Linked DNA regions of Mus musculus: region 1 is linked to region 2. Evidence: chromatin loops called from intact Hi-C (ENCODE). Cell type or tissue: heart. All regions are shown on one strand. Links, peaks and the distances in the headings refer to the core of each region. The heading gives the core; the rest is flanking DNA.

Region 1 (7,482 bases), core at 1,939-4,438, 200 kb before region 2:
ACTGGATCCCATTTGGTTGTGAGCCACCCTGTGGTTGCTGGGATTTGAACTCAGGACCTCTGGAAGAGCAGTCAGTGCTCTTAACCTCTGAGCCATCTCTCCAGCCCCTCAAAAGTGTCTTTCTCTGCCTAGTCCCTGTCCTTTTAACTTGGGTTTCTAGCATGGCAGATTTCAGAGAATAGCTCCTCAGGGCAGAAAGCAGGAAATGGGGAAGGGGGTGGGGGAAGGGAGTGAGGTGAGGGGGCTTGTGGGGGAGAGGGACAGAGCAGCTCTCAGGGTTCCCAGAAACTTGTTAACTCTGGTGCACAGCTGGAAATGGGGCCTGTGAAGGGTGCCTCTCCTGGTATTCCTTTCACCCTCTGCTGACAGAATGAAAACAAGTGCTCGCTCACCTTTCCTCCCTCCCTCCCCCTCACGCCCCACCCCCCACACTTATTCTGTCCCTGAGGCTTCCTGAAGCTACAGGTTAGTTGAGACCAATTGTTTGGTTTGCTTACAATGGCCTTCCTTGGTACAGCATTTTCTGGACCTTTTTCCCCTGAAGCAAATTAGAACACATGCTTTGGCTTCATATTATTTGTTTACTTAAGTTTATCCCTATTCACATAGCAATGCCAACTTTTTCGTTTACATATAAGGGGAAGGAGTTTGAACTAAAAGAACCAAGAACAAAAAGGCTGGACTAACTAAAGCTTAAGAGCAGGTGATGAGACCGGACTTGTAGGAACAAACACTGGGAGATGATGGTAGAGAGAGAAGTTAAAGGATTCACCAATGAAATTTAACACCCTCTTAGTGGTCAGCACTGACAGAAGAAAGGCCAAAGTATGGACAGGGTAAGGAAGCAATAATGACTATGTCAAACAATTTTAAAGAAAAGACTAGGCCAATGCTTAGTGGTTTAGTGCTTAACCAAACCCTTACCAAGTTCATGTCCACAGAGACCTTTAATCCAGGGTGTATAGCTATTGCTACATTGCACTTGTGGTAAAAATAGAAGAAGCACATTAAATGTGTAGAAGCACCTTGCTGAGATGAAAGTCAACTCTCAAATCCAATCCAGGAATGTAACATCTTTAGGCTCCAACATGACACACAACAGGATCAGCATGCTGTATTCAATGACAGCCTGTTCTAGCAATTACAGTACTCTCAGATTAGCAGTGGGACATTATACCTAGACGTGCACAACTACTAAGACAAGATCTTAAATATCCCAGAGACCAGTGAATATTAAGATTATCTCAATATGGCCAGTCTTCTAGTGTTAACAATTCCCCTACACTTGATTCATAAGTGAATAAATCATATTAAATTAAACCAGCCGGTACTTGGGGAACTACCTTCATCAGAAAGAGACTTAATGAAAAGCTTTAGCTTAAATGAATACTCTAATTATTACAAGCTAATATTTGTCCACAGAAAAGGAATTTGTTTCAGGATTAGTCAGAGACCAAGAGAAGCCAGAGGCTCTAATTCAATAATGGAATGCCTAATTAAATGATAATGGATCCTAATTATAATGTATTGCTTTTCCTTGTACATGATTGATTGAGCATATAGCATTACACACAGTTCATTAAAGAAACTTAAATAAAATGCAATTACTAAAACTAAAGGAGGAAAGCTAAGGAGAACTGGTAAATGTGTGCTTTCTGTTTTACAATATGAAAGAAGTCAAGTATAATAGGAAGTTTAAAGATTGGAGGGAAAAATTCTACAGGATGAGTTATGTTCAAAAAGTGCATATAGAAACTATGCTTGTGTGTCCTTCCTAAACTGCTTACTGCCCTTATATGCTTACAATTAGTTACAATAACCTCATGCACTTGGCAGAGGACAGATGAGAAGTTTATTAAATGTTCACTAAATCATGGTTATGATGATTCGCTTAGGCGCCTTGTTAGCTAAAATTACCGAGACAGATTCAAAGACATACAAGCAATCCCATGCCTGTTGAACGTTTATAATCCAGTTGAAATACAAGATATAAACATGGGAAGAACTATGTAAATAACACAGGAAATGAATAAAAATACAAAACTGCAAGAGAGGAGAAGTGAGTGCAGTAAATGTGACAAGTGCTCTGCCTTCAGAGGAGGATAGCTTGGACTGTCCAAACTGTCCTGGATAAAACATGCCAGATTAAGTTCCCAAGACTGAGAGGACATAGATCTTCAGTGGCTACAGAGAAATAAACATCAGATGTCTGTTTCAAGAGGAAAAAAAAAAAAAAAAAAGAAGGAAGAGCAAAGCAACAGAATAAAATCAAAGCCAGGCTCACGGGTATAGGAGAACTTAATTTACAGTAAAGGTGACATCACAAAGCACGGTAGGATAATAAACTGTTTAGTGGGTAGTATTGGGAAAAATGAAATGAGATGCATACCAAACAAGACATAAAGGACTCAAGATGAATAAGAGTATATTACATTATTAACAGAAGAAACTGAAGGCCAAGGACCACTTGGGAAAGGAAGACTTTCATTCAAATAAAAATTTAAGAACAGACAGCACAAGGCAAAGATTATCACTATGCTTATATTAAGTGAACAAGGGGGACAGGCCCATACCCTCAGCACCAGACAGATACTGGCTGAAGGGCAGGAATTCAAGGCCTGCTTGAGCCACAGAGACCCTGTATTTGAACACACAAACAAACCTATTGAGTAACTACAAAATAAAACCATGTTTGTGATATCTAAAAATGATTTAAAACACATATACACAGAAAGAACTAGTTAGTCACACAATCCCCTCATTGGAAACACCAAAGACAAATAGACAGTTCAACGAGAAGAAACCCACCAAATAGCAGATGCACAAAACCTCGATGCACAAAACCTCTTTCTAATCAGACAACAGGAAATTGAAGGCACAAGTTTCCATCTTAAATCTGCTCTCAAGTGACAAGGAACACAAAGCAAGATAACACCAAAGTTTGGCAGGAGCGTGGGCGAACCCTCAGAGAGCAGTGAGAGCTGTCGAGGGCACAGCCAACTTGAAGGGAGGACTGAGCAAGTCACACGGAGCCAGCTGGCACCTCCAGCTCGCAGATCTATGCTTGGGCAGCACCCACAGGAAGTTCTGAGCACATAAAAAAACTAATAAGGGTATTCATGTGCTGATGGGTGTGGGGGTAGAGGCTACTTGGATGGACATCTGTCTTTTGCAAGCTTAAGTAAATGGGACATTTGGAAGGAGCAAAACAGAGAGAAGGCATTTACCAGAAGCCAGTGACATGAACACATGTTGTTAAAAACAAAATGCCATCAAGAAAAAGATGGGATCACAATCTTATTGGTGTAAGTAAGTAAATAAATAAAAATACAGAACCATATAGCCAAACATGAAGTTTACAGGAGCACAAGAAAGAGAAATACTTACTTAGTAGAAAGATTTGCGTATGGAAGACGAGAGAGACAATAAAGGGAAAAGGTATATCAGGAAAATCTGCACAAGTGGCCACACCCATGCCAGTGATTGTGAAGCCCCAGAAACCAAGGACTATAGTGAGCTCTGTCCCCTGAAACTGGGGTAGTAAGTTATTAGTAGTATTCTTAAGAGAAACAGAGAAGACAGGAAGAAAGAAGGAAGTTCGTATTAGACATTATTTGATTTTGTGCAATAATAACTATTCAATACACTTGATGGAGACCTGGGGAAGACAGACCGACAGACAGGAGTAAACAGGCTGAGCAGAAGCACGCCTCTGAAAAGCCTTAGCCAGACCCCCAGTCACCCAGGGAGGTATGCATGCTCTCAAGCAACTGCAAAGGAGGGCAGCTTGGGTGGTGCTCGGAGCCATGAGGAATGGTTTTCACACAGAAGACCAGAAAAGGAAAGAAAGGCAAGCAGCCCAGGGGCTAACCAGAACACACAGATGTCAGAGATGGACGACAACAGAAAGCATGCAAAATGTACAAGAACCTTGGGCCAAAAGCCTTGCTAGAAGGCTTCTGCCTGTACTTTCCAGGGTGTAACTATTCTAATTATTTGGGGGTGAGCTAGAGTAGTCTTAGCTTCCTCCATGAGAGTATTAGAAGTCCCTTGGTTAGTGCTTTCATTATCTTTCCTTTTGTGGGCAATCAGTCGGAACTCAAGATGTGGGAAGAGTAAAATGTAAACTTGATATTGGTTACTTTTCAACCTCAGAGGATGGTAAACCAGGGCCCTCGAGAACCATGAGGATTCTGCTCTTCATCTTCTATCACTGCCGCTGCCACGGAATCTTTCCTTACAAGAGCAGCTTAGGGCTGCGGGGGGAAGGAAACATGCTTTATTCTTAGAACGGGTAATTGTGTTCCTGATGAGGAAAATAGCTTTCTGGATTCCTTTAAACTAATTCTGCAAGTCTGAAATTGGCTTACATATCTATTTTATATATTTGAACACATTTTAAGCACTAAAGCAATTTCTAAGAATAGCAGTACGTGAAAAGAAAAACTAGAAAAATGAACCAAAAACACAGCATGCAAATTAGTCTGCCTTGGAATACATCTGCATATACTGTCCTGCAGTGGTATATTTTACAAAGGGAATTAGAGCCATGAAATTAACATTTTAATGAAACAGACAGACTTTTGACATCAAGACTACTCCCTGACAGCTGCATGTAGGTGGCCAAATGAGATGAAATGGAGTTTATACCTTCAACAGTCTAAGCTAGGGCAATTTGGAGATTATGACTGAATTTAAATTTGAAAATACTGCTGTGTGCAAACATGGTTAGGCTAGTAAGTAATCTTTGGGAACCTTGGCACTATAAATGTTTAATTTAAAACACATGCACACACACACTCTTTTATTTTTTTCCCCCTAAAACACTGTCTTCAAATCCAGGGGAATGAATCTGGAAACTTGCAGGCTTTATCTGAATAGCTCCTTTAATTGTTAGAGGTCCCTCTAACATGAGAGCTGAATGGTGAGGTCCTTGGAAGGGACCCGGGCTTCCACCTGCAGGGACACTGAAAGGACCCAGGACAGCAAGCACTCTAGAAGAAACCTTCTTCCCACTGAGGAAGCTGCAGCCTGCCTCTCCTGACCAGGCCCTTACTCTTTAACTTGTCTAGAAAGTGTGTGGTGTTCTTCAGGAGGCCGAGGCTGGGTCTGTAAGGCACAGCCCACGGGTCACTGTACCTGTGTCTGAGGAGCTTGTGCACTAACGATGTTTTTTGTTTGTTTTGTTCACTTTTTCTTTTAAATGATGAAATTCTCAGAGTATGAGGAGACGTGAAGGTTTTATGAATTTCAAGTTTCATAAAGGCCCTCTCATTTGCTCTGCCAGCACAGTTACATGGCTGTAACGTAAGCACATGCCACCATGTCCAGAGTGCAGCTGAAGCCGCTGCTCTACAGAGCGCAGGATTTACAGGTGATTTGGATTCCTGTCCGACTCTGTCCCTTCCAAGATGCTGAAGCATAGAAGAGGAGGTTGAAAGGTCACATTATGGTGACCCGGAAGGACAATCACTTCCAAGCTAACCAGAAAGCTCCCTGGAACATGTGCTTCTGCTGCCGCAGGGAGGAGGAAAGACCCACATCCCTTCACAGTCCCAAGAGAGCTCAATCCCAGGTCTTTGTACGGCCACCATTTACCACGCACTTTAAATAGCTATGGTGATATTCACAGTGGATGAGAACAACATTTACGATTATTTTCTGTCCCACTAATCATTTTTCAGAGACCTGTCAAGTTTTCATACCCAAATCATATGCTAAAGTTACAACTCTCTTTCCATTTATTCAAGCATCAGCTAGCTTATCAGTGTCATCTTCTTGGGGAAATTCTCCTTGGAGCCTTCCACTCCCTCCTGACTCAGGAGCAGTGCTGGGCACCTGTTATCTTGGCTTTTTCCTGTCTCCACCCTGAGGACCGCCCCCTGTAAGATGTTCTTGCTCTCTAATCAGCCTCTTTGCTGGTCCCTTTGCTCCTCGGTTAAACTACATAGCAGCATCTCACTAAGATGGTCAAGGGACCATAATAAACCTAGGGAATCTTGAATGCTTAAATGCTGCTTCCTCCCCAACTTGCTGAAGAATTTGGCTCTGTTCACTACAAACCTACTTTCTTAGAAATTAAAGGACTCTCACTTTTTCTGCTAGTAGTTCCTAGAGCATTCTGACACCTCCCCAATGTCTGCTTTGTAGACACTTCCTATTTCTCCTGGACAGAAACCTTGAGCTTTGCTGCTGGAGCACTGCACTTTCTCATGAACTTCGTTCATCGTATCGAGCCTCTACCTACAAACTTTTTATGCTTAATTCTTGATACTTTACCATTTATGATAAAGGGAAAAAACTGAAGCACTCAGGGGCCATTTAAAGTATTTACTCTGGACAAGGATTGTTTCCTAAGTTTCCTCAATATTTTGGTTTGTATATTGAGTCTTTCTTTTTTTTTTCTTTTCTTCTTTTCTTTCTCTCTTTCTTTCTTCCTTTCTTTCTCTCTTTCTTTCTTTGTTTTTTGTTTGTTTGTTTGTTTTTTTCAAGACAGGGTTTCTCTGTGTAGCCCTGGCTGTCCTGGAACTCACTCTGTAGACCAGGCTGGCCTCGAACTCAGAAATCCACCTGCCTCTGCCTCCCGAGTGCTGGGATTAAAGGTGTGCGCCACCACACCCGGCCCGACTCTAACTTTCTTATGTATTATTTGTTTCACTGAGTGCTCGGCCTCTTTTCTCCTTTACAGAGGAAATGGCTTTTTACCATCTGCTGGAGGATGAGGAGGAACCAGCACGAAACTAGTGCAATTCTTTACCTTCAAAGCGTATGATGTGATCTGATTTCACTAGCCTGAGAGACATCTCTACAGATCTTACTCATGCAGCCCATCTCTTTCTCTAAAATCTACAATTTGTCAGTTTGAAATCAAAGCTGAGAAGCTGGAATTGCTCTTGCCGTGAGAGAGAGGTATGTCCGGGAAACAGCACGCAGGGGCCAAGGCAGCGCCTCAGAAGAGCGGCCCAGGTAGAAAGCTGCAGTTTCGCACTTGCCGGCCTTCTATGGCTGCAAAGTCAGAACCGGTGCAGATGCATGTGATGCCCAGGAAAACAGACCCTGAGGAGAATCACATTTCCCCAGCCTGTGAAATACTCTTCCTGGGATGAGGCACAGAGACGGTGACTATGGAAAAGAGTCAGGACGCAGAACAGCTCTAGGTGTGTTCAGGGACAAGAGAGGGGTGGCCAGAGCCTCAACTTCACACTACTTTCCTCAAAGACAGAGTTACAACAGAACTTCTCAAAGCCCTGTCTCACATGTTGCAATTCTTTGTAGCCAGCAACCTGACACAGGATGAATGAAAGTCTCCTAAGGAGTCTGCACCCAAATTGGGGTGAGGTCCAGTAACACAGCAACAAAAGTGCCTTTTTTTTTTGGTTTTTCGAGACAGGGTTTCTCTGTGTAGCCCTGGCTGTCCTGGAACTCACTTTGTAGACCAGGCTGGCCTTGAACTCAGAAATCTGCCTGTCTCTGCCTCCCAAG
Region 2 (7,482 bases), core at 2,451-4,950:
GCAACCGTTATTTCTATTGTCTTCTGACCATGACCTAGATATGTTTCAAGGGCTTCGTTATAGGATTAAAATCTCTTCCCCTCATGTTCTCCCATTTGTCTCTCACACATGAATGTGCACCTAGGCACACACTTGCCAAAGGGAACCTCTACATAGAGGAATCTGAGGGCTGCTTCTCTTCCCACTCCACTCTTTAGGCACTGCCTGTGCTTGGAGTGGAGACTCTGAGGATATAGAAGGCCTGGCTATTGGACCAGGGCAGGGAAAATCCCTGTTGTCCTCTCCAGGTATCTCCTGCTCTCTGAAGGGTGACAGTGTCCTGCAGTGGTGAAGAGGCAGCCAGCCCTGTTCTGAATTAGTCCTGACTCAGAGCTGCGTGTGGTCCCCTGCTACATCCTGTTATGAAGGATGCTGGTCTCTGTTTCCATGAGCCTGCTCTCATTCCCTGTATTTCCTGTATCTGACAGGGAAGAAAGTCGGATACAGGAAATAGCTCTGGGGTTGAGAGAATCACCTGGCTTTTGCCTCTTTCTGGTGTGATGGCTTCTCGGGGCCTCTGTCAGGCCCATAGGAGTACTATGTGGTAGTGAGGACCCACCAGCCTGTGAAGCAGCCATCATGGTCAATGCCAGAGATCAAAGGAAGAGGTCATTTTGGTGGCATTAAAAATGAATACAGTGGTTATTTCAAAACTCTTTTGCTGGAGTTAAGAAGCAAAAATGTTGGATTTTACCTAGCCTTCCTCCTTTATGCTAATTCCCTAGTCCAGTGGCTTTTGCTGGCTATTGACTGTAGCCCAGAGACATTTTATTTTCCATACAAGGTTTGCATGCTTAGAGTAAAACATGCAACTGAAAGGGGCCAGGGAAATGGGTATTTGCATAAGCTCTATGTTCTATTGGATTCAATTTCATTTCTTTAATACTTTTGGCTATTGCTCATTTACTGAGCTCAGTGATCCACTACTGGCAGGTAGCACCCACAGTTTTGTTGTTGTTGTTGTTTAGTTTTTTTGTTTTTTTTTTTTTTTTTTTTTGAGACAGGGTTTCTCTGTATAGCCCTGGCTGTCCTGGAACTCACTTTGTAGACCAGGCTGGCCTCGAACTCAGAAATCCTCCTGCCTCTGCCTCCTGAGTGTTGGGATTAAAGGCGTACGCCACCATGCCCGGCTTGCACCCACAGTTTGAAGCCACGTCCTTCCTTCTTTCCCTTGGTGTTGTCACTATCCCATTCTATGGCCTGGGACCATCTAGATTATATAGATTTTTGAGTCTGTCCATCCATAAGAAGGGGCTTGGTTAACAGCCTCTGATGCCCAGAACTTCTGTGATTTGAACTTCTTTCTTCCTTTTGAAAGAGCCACCGGTAGTGTCTCCCAAGCCAGTCCTGATTGAAATCCAGAGTCTGAAACAAAGAGCTCTAAACCCTCTACTGACCTGGGTATTGCATTAAGAGAAGACAAACCTTAGGGGTGGATATGGGAACTCCCGGCTCCCTACAAAATCAGCTGCGCAACTTTGCGGTGTCCCAGTGCCGCCATTTTCTTATCCTATGAGGCTAGACAAAACAAACGAAAAGTTGTTCCACTGTTCATCTGGTTTCAAGGTCCTTGGTGACCAAAACACCTGTGTAATCATCACCTTTTTCTGTCTTCAGCCATTTCAAAAACCAAAAAGCTATCTTAGCCAAGGGTGGCAGCTCCCGTGTTAGAGGCAGGCCAGGGACTGTGTCCTGGGTAGGCGGTCTCTACCGGTCTGGCTCTATCCATGAACAAGCTCAGGCTCTCTGGAACCCAGTGCTGTTTTCTGCCTGCACCCCAGTGAACAGCTTGTATGTAAAGGACTCGGTGTGCCTCCCACCGCTGTGTACCTTCTCCTGTCCTGGCTCCGTGGGCTGGTGATTCATACTTCATGAGGTTTCCCCATCTTGTCGTCTCCCTGCTTCATCTTTCTCTCATCATGCCTCTTTCCCTCCCTCGCCTTCCTCTCCTCTCCTCTCCTCTCCTCACCTCCTCATTTATCTATCTTCCTTCTCTGCTCTCCCCCTCTTTATCTCCCTTCCTATCTTTCTCCCTTCCTCCCCTCCTTCCTCCCTCCCTCCCTCCCTCCCTTCTTCCCTTCCTCCCTCCCTTCCTTCCTTCCTTCCTTCCTTCCTCCCTTTTATGAGTGTGCCTGTGTGTGTGTGTCACACACACACATATGCCACTACCCACAGTTGCTTAGAATAAACATTTCTTTCTTTCTTTCTTTCTTTCTTTCTTTCTTTCTTTCTTTCTTTCTCTCTCTCTCTCTCTCTATTTATTTATTTATTTATTTATTTATTTATTTATTCTTGGCTTCATTATAACCCTCACTATAATTTATAACCATTGTATTTGTTACTTTACTGACTTTTGTCTTTTGACTTTTTTTTTTTACTTTTGACTAAAATCTGAGCTTCAGCTGTACAAAATCACGTTTCCCTCATCTTCACAGTACTCCCAACACACAGCACAGTCTCCGGGCCAGCACATACCAGTTACTTGAAAAATACTGTTATCAAATACAAGGTGACGCTCGCCACCCATGGGGAGGCTGGGCTGGGAAGCCCTCTCTTTATTTGTGTGGCTTATTTCTAGCCTGTTCTTTGACCTGGATGGTATTAATGCTTTGGCTTATACACAAAGGCAATGGGAAAATGAGGTAATTCTGTGGGTAATTCGAGCAGAAAGGACCACCCATTCTGACCTCAATTATTTGGTTATTTTAGGTGGAAGTAACTTCAAACCCGAAAAAGTGTTTTAGCTGCAGCCAGATCAGGAAGGCTTCCCCACTGAGGCTGTGCCGGCTACCTCAGGCAGCACCTAGGCAGGAGACACAGATGCAAATACTCACATGTATACACACTGCACACACACTTAAGAGTGCAAAGAGAGCAGGGGACAGCCAAGGAACAGGAAGTTCTGTGTAGCAGGTGTTCCCTTCCCACTACAGCTGGCTTTTTAAAGCAGCCATCGGCTCCCCCTGTTCAAGTGTTCTTTTCTGGGGCCCGAGGAAGTCATCTCTTGACCTTGGCAGTCCTGGGCTAGCTCCAAGCTTGAACCTCGCAGACAGGGAGGACAGGGCTAGTAGACAAAGTGTTCAAGGAGATGTGTTCCACAATTTTAGATTTAAAAACAGAACAAAAATTCAACTCTAAGCTAGCGAGCTAGGCTCTGTCGTGTCAATAGTATTTAAAGGTGATATTTGGCTAGAGCAGTAAGCTCTGCAAATGAAAACAACTTGGCCTTCTCTCTCTCCTCCCTACCCTCTCCGTTTCTCTCTCTCCTCTCCTTTCCTGTCTTTTCTGTTCTCTCCTCTCCTATGGAATGATGCTGTATCCTTTGGGACGTCTCTAACACAGCCCTGCAGCAAGGGTGGAGGTGACACCATTGCCCTGCAGGTAACAAGGCTGAAACTCAAGGAGTTAAGTCACTTGCCCTCAGTGCTCACTTAGCTGGGCACTCAGCCCACCTGGCTCTGAGCGTGCACCCTGACCCAGCTGGAGATGGTTGCAGGGTGAGAGCAAGTCTCTCATGACTTTCAGGCTCCTCTGGGCCGTGAGCTGCCTGGCAGGGAGCCAGGAGCGGCTGGTTTCCCTCTGGCCCTGTCCACACTCTAGAAGCACTCAGCTCAAGCTGATAGGCGTGCAGGTGTCGCGAGATGGCTCTGACACAGACAGGAGCCCTCTGTGGGGCCCAATGTAGATGTCTGCCAATCCAGAGCCCCCACCATGGGGAAGGCGCCTCATGCACACTTAGAAACACTGGCTCCTATATAGCAAGTGGCCTCAGAGCCCTGGCCCCCAGCTGTCAACGCCAGCAATCTCTCTTAGGAGCTAAGCCCTCACACTTTCTAGGGCTACAAGGAGCCAGGTTTCCAGCAATGCTATAACGTGATTTGAGCCCAGGGCCTTGTCCTCTGGCCAGTGGCTTCATAGTTCAGATTCCCATGACCATGGTAGGATTGGTACCCAAGAGCTCTAGACCTTCCAGCTGAGCCTCACAGGGAACATGACACCTTCCCAGTTCAGCACCAGGCCTCCAAGTCCTTCTGGCTTGCAAGGAGTTAGAATTGTGGCACATTCTGGTGACCTCTAGCCTAATAATCTAGATGATCACTCCCATGATGAAACAGTTAATTTCTCATTACAGGTAAAGGAGCAGGTGGGGTCAAAATATGGGCTGGGTGAAAAAAAAAGTGGATGTTTGAATAATGGAACCGAACCTGGAAATCTGATCCTAATAGTTATTGGGGGTGTCTACAGTTTCCACACCTGGGAAGCCTCATACAGTGCAATTTTCTTGTCTTAGCTATCTTTTTTTTTTTTTTTTTTTTTGGTCACTGCAACAAAATACCAAGCCAAAAAAAAAAAATGTAAAGAAGAAAGGTTGATTTCAGTTCACACTCTCAGAGTACCTTCCACCTTGGTGAGGAAGCTATGGCGACAGGAACTTGAGACAACTGGTCACATTGTACCTGTAGTTAAGGACATGGAGGGAGGTGAGTGTTGGTGTTCAGTTCCTTTTCTGCTTCATATTCAGCCCACAATCTCAGCTTGTGGAATGATACCACCTATGTTTAGTGTGGGGATGGGTGGGTGTGGCTTCCTACCTCAACTGACATAATGTGGGAAAATATTTCACAGACATGGACAGAGGTTTGTTTCCAGGATGGTTCTAAGTCTCGAGTTAATAGCCAAGCTTAATCATTACATTGCTAAGCCAATTTATAAGAAAAGACATCATGGGGTCAGGATCATCCTCACCCCTTCCTTCAGAAGGTATCAGGTCGGAGACCCTGATGAACGTTCTCACCTCAAGGCTGACCAGCAGGTATAAGGAGGTGATCACCTCATTTTGAGTGACTTTGTTGTGCACCAGACACCTGCTAACAGTGTGGGAGGTAGACTGAATCAGATAGATGGAGGTCTCCTAGCTCCTGGGGTAGATGCTCACTAGGTAGCTTGGCAACCCAACTGCCCACATGATGGTTATGTGATGTGACTCCATAGTGTTGACATTCTGCATGTCTGGATGCCAAACTGGGCAAAGGAGCAGGGTCATTGCAAATAGTGTAAAGAAGCCAAGGGGCTGCCCCATGGACTTGACCCCTAACCCTATGGACTTGAACCCTGTACATTGAAGCCATTTTATTTTCTTTGCAGAAAGCCTCAGTCTTTTAATGTGTCATTCTTGGAGTGAGGAGAGCCTGAGCTGGGACCCATTTTCTGGATCCAAACCACAAAGCTTCTCCAGCACAAGTATGCTTTAAACCTGCTACCTAATCCTTCGTGGAAAGGAAGCAACAGCCATCTATCTCCCTGGTGTGGAACAAGGGTCAGACAGCTGAGCCTCTGCTATGCCTACAGCTGCGAGAGCATCTGCACACAGATGGGCTGGGAGAAAGACTGGGGCCCTTTAGATGGGAAAGTGATACAGATCATAGAAGGGCCAAGAGGGCCTCAAAGCTTCTGGGTGAGAAGGTGAGGGGTAACCTTACCAGAACTAAGGAGGTTACTACTACAGAGAAGAGAAGACAAAGGACCCAGGTTATAGTAACCTCAACATCGTTTTCTAAAAGGCCGATATATTCATTAAATTGTGCTCGGAAGCAGAGGTAGCCGGTGCTCTGCAAATATTTATAGCAGCATTTTAAAATTCATTATGTTTTATGAGTAAAGTATGACAATGAATGTTATGAAAAGGATAAATAACAAAATAGCAGACACCCAAAAAGTGAAAGGCTCAACTAATTCCACCATGTTGGAAATAAACACAGGTAGTGGATTAGGGTAGTTATACAAGGGCTTTAGCCAATCATCTGTTTATATAGTAAAGACACATGGAGGGGAAAAGGTGTGTCTGAACTCATCTTCCAGCTGTCTGTGACTGAAGAGCCCTCTGCCAGATTCTTTAAATCAAAACACCACCTTCTGCCACCTGGTGAGAGCGATCTCATTTCCTGATAGGATGGGGTATCCCAGGCATGGCTGTCTTTCCAGTTCAGTAGCAGCAATCTTACCCTATCAGTGGGGTCCCCTGCTGTCACCAAGATACTTCTTACTTGGGGGTCAATATGGCATCTGAAACAAGGCATGATGGGTAGGAGGATTCTGTGATACAGAAATACATGTTTGGCCTCTGTTCCTGCCTCCCGGTTTCTGACTTGAGTTCCCAAAGTCCCTGCCACACCTCCCCTCCTTGTTATCAGAACATCTTTGTTCTAAGATTTACTATTGTTTATTAGTTTATAATTAGAATGTATATGGGGAATGGTGTTATATTTTAATACATGCATACACTGCATATTGACTAAATCAGAGTAGTTAGCCTCATGACAGCATGCACTTATCATTTCTTTGCGGTGAGAACCTCAAACTCTCTCTTGTAGCTATTTTCAAATGTGTCATGCCTTGTGACATAGTGATCCCAAGAACTTTGTCATATACTGAATAATAGGAGTATGCGACACAGACCTCCTAAGTTCACAGGAATTTTCCAGATGATATGAGCATTTTGGGTTTTGATGATGGAATTCTAGGTGGGCTGGTTGCCAGAGGAATCAGTCATGTAATTAGATCGCTGGGACTTCTACACTCACCTCACCCTTCCCCCACCTCTAGGAGAAGGGGCTGAAGGTTGAATGGCTCAACAGAGGCCAAGGACTTACTCGGTCCTGACTTTGTAGGAAGCTTCCATAAATACCCCTCAAAGAACTGGATTTTGACAGCTTCAGATAATTAAACACGTGGGGATCCCTGGAGTTGGGGGACCCAGACCGGAGGAAGAAGAAGGTGAGTGGAGGAGAAAGATGCCATGGGTTAGAAGTCATGAAAACAAGGCCCTGAAGGCTGGCCAATCTGAGTTAAGAGCAGCACAAATGAAACTTAGTAAGTAATGACTCTGTTATTGATAGAAAAGTAGGTTCTAATAGCATAGAAGGCAGATATCTGCCCAGCTCTTGTATTGCTTAAGGCTTGTTGTAAATAATAAATGTGTGGTTTTTTTTTTTTTTTTTTTTTTTTTTTTTTTTGGTCTGGGAACTGAATGGTCAAAGGCAGGGTGGAAACCCCAGATTGGGATTAAACATGTCTATAACACAGAAGGGACACGGAAACTTGTACTCTTCCCACATGCCTGGGACCAGTCCCGTGCATCTCTTCCATTTGGCTATTCACTTGTAACTTCTGTCATAAATTACTAATCATAATTAAAGCATTTAGATGAGTTCTGTGAGCCTCTCTAGTACATTCACTGAAGCCAAATGAATGGTGTAGAGAAACTTTAAGTCTAGTTCAAAAGAGATAGAGGAGATGACTTTGATATTGGAATTGGAGGATAGTCTTGTGGCACTTTAAACTGGGTGGCCTGGTACTACCTCCAAGTGGAGAGTGATAGGATTGTGTCAAATGATAAGACATTTAGTTGACATCTAGGAAAGCATGCTTACCTTGTGCACAGAG

What was found. Hi-C counts contacts between places; a loop is a spot of excess contacts. Peaks named below come from ENCODE experiments on the same cell type or tissue, not always from the same donor. Only the 100,000 strongest peaks of a DNase experiment are listed, where the experiment ranks them.
Region 1: a loop joins it to region 2, with 2.3 times the contacts of the local background. A loop is called at or near these places in 3 of 42 quality-filtered maps.

The regions. Positions count from the first base shown.
Region 1 is chr17:73,217,751-73,225,232 of GRCm38, reverse strand. All of the region lies in intron 5 of Lclat1 (lysocardiolipin acyltransferase 1), which reads right to left. Among named protein-coding and RNA genes, the nearest start is that of E330032C10Rik, 29 kb to the left of the region's middle. In heart, for the core only: no CTCF peak of the experiment used is centred there; a DNase peak (open chromatin) is centred at 2,992; H3K27ac peaks cover 1,989 bases.
Region 2 is chr17:73,019,001-73,026,482 of GRCm38, reverse strand. It overlaps Gm30420 (a long non-coding RNA gene), which reads left to right and starts at 2,334. Exons shown (of 2, transcript XR_385745.3): 1 at 2,334-4,520; 2 at 5,185-6,163. RefSeq lists an enhancer at 2,332-4,320. In heart, for the core only: no CTCF peak of the experiment used is centred there; DNase peaks (open chromatin) are centred at 2,892 and 3,772; H3K4me3 peaks cover 749 bases; H3K27ac peaks cover 2,292 bases.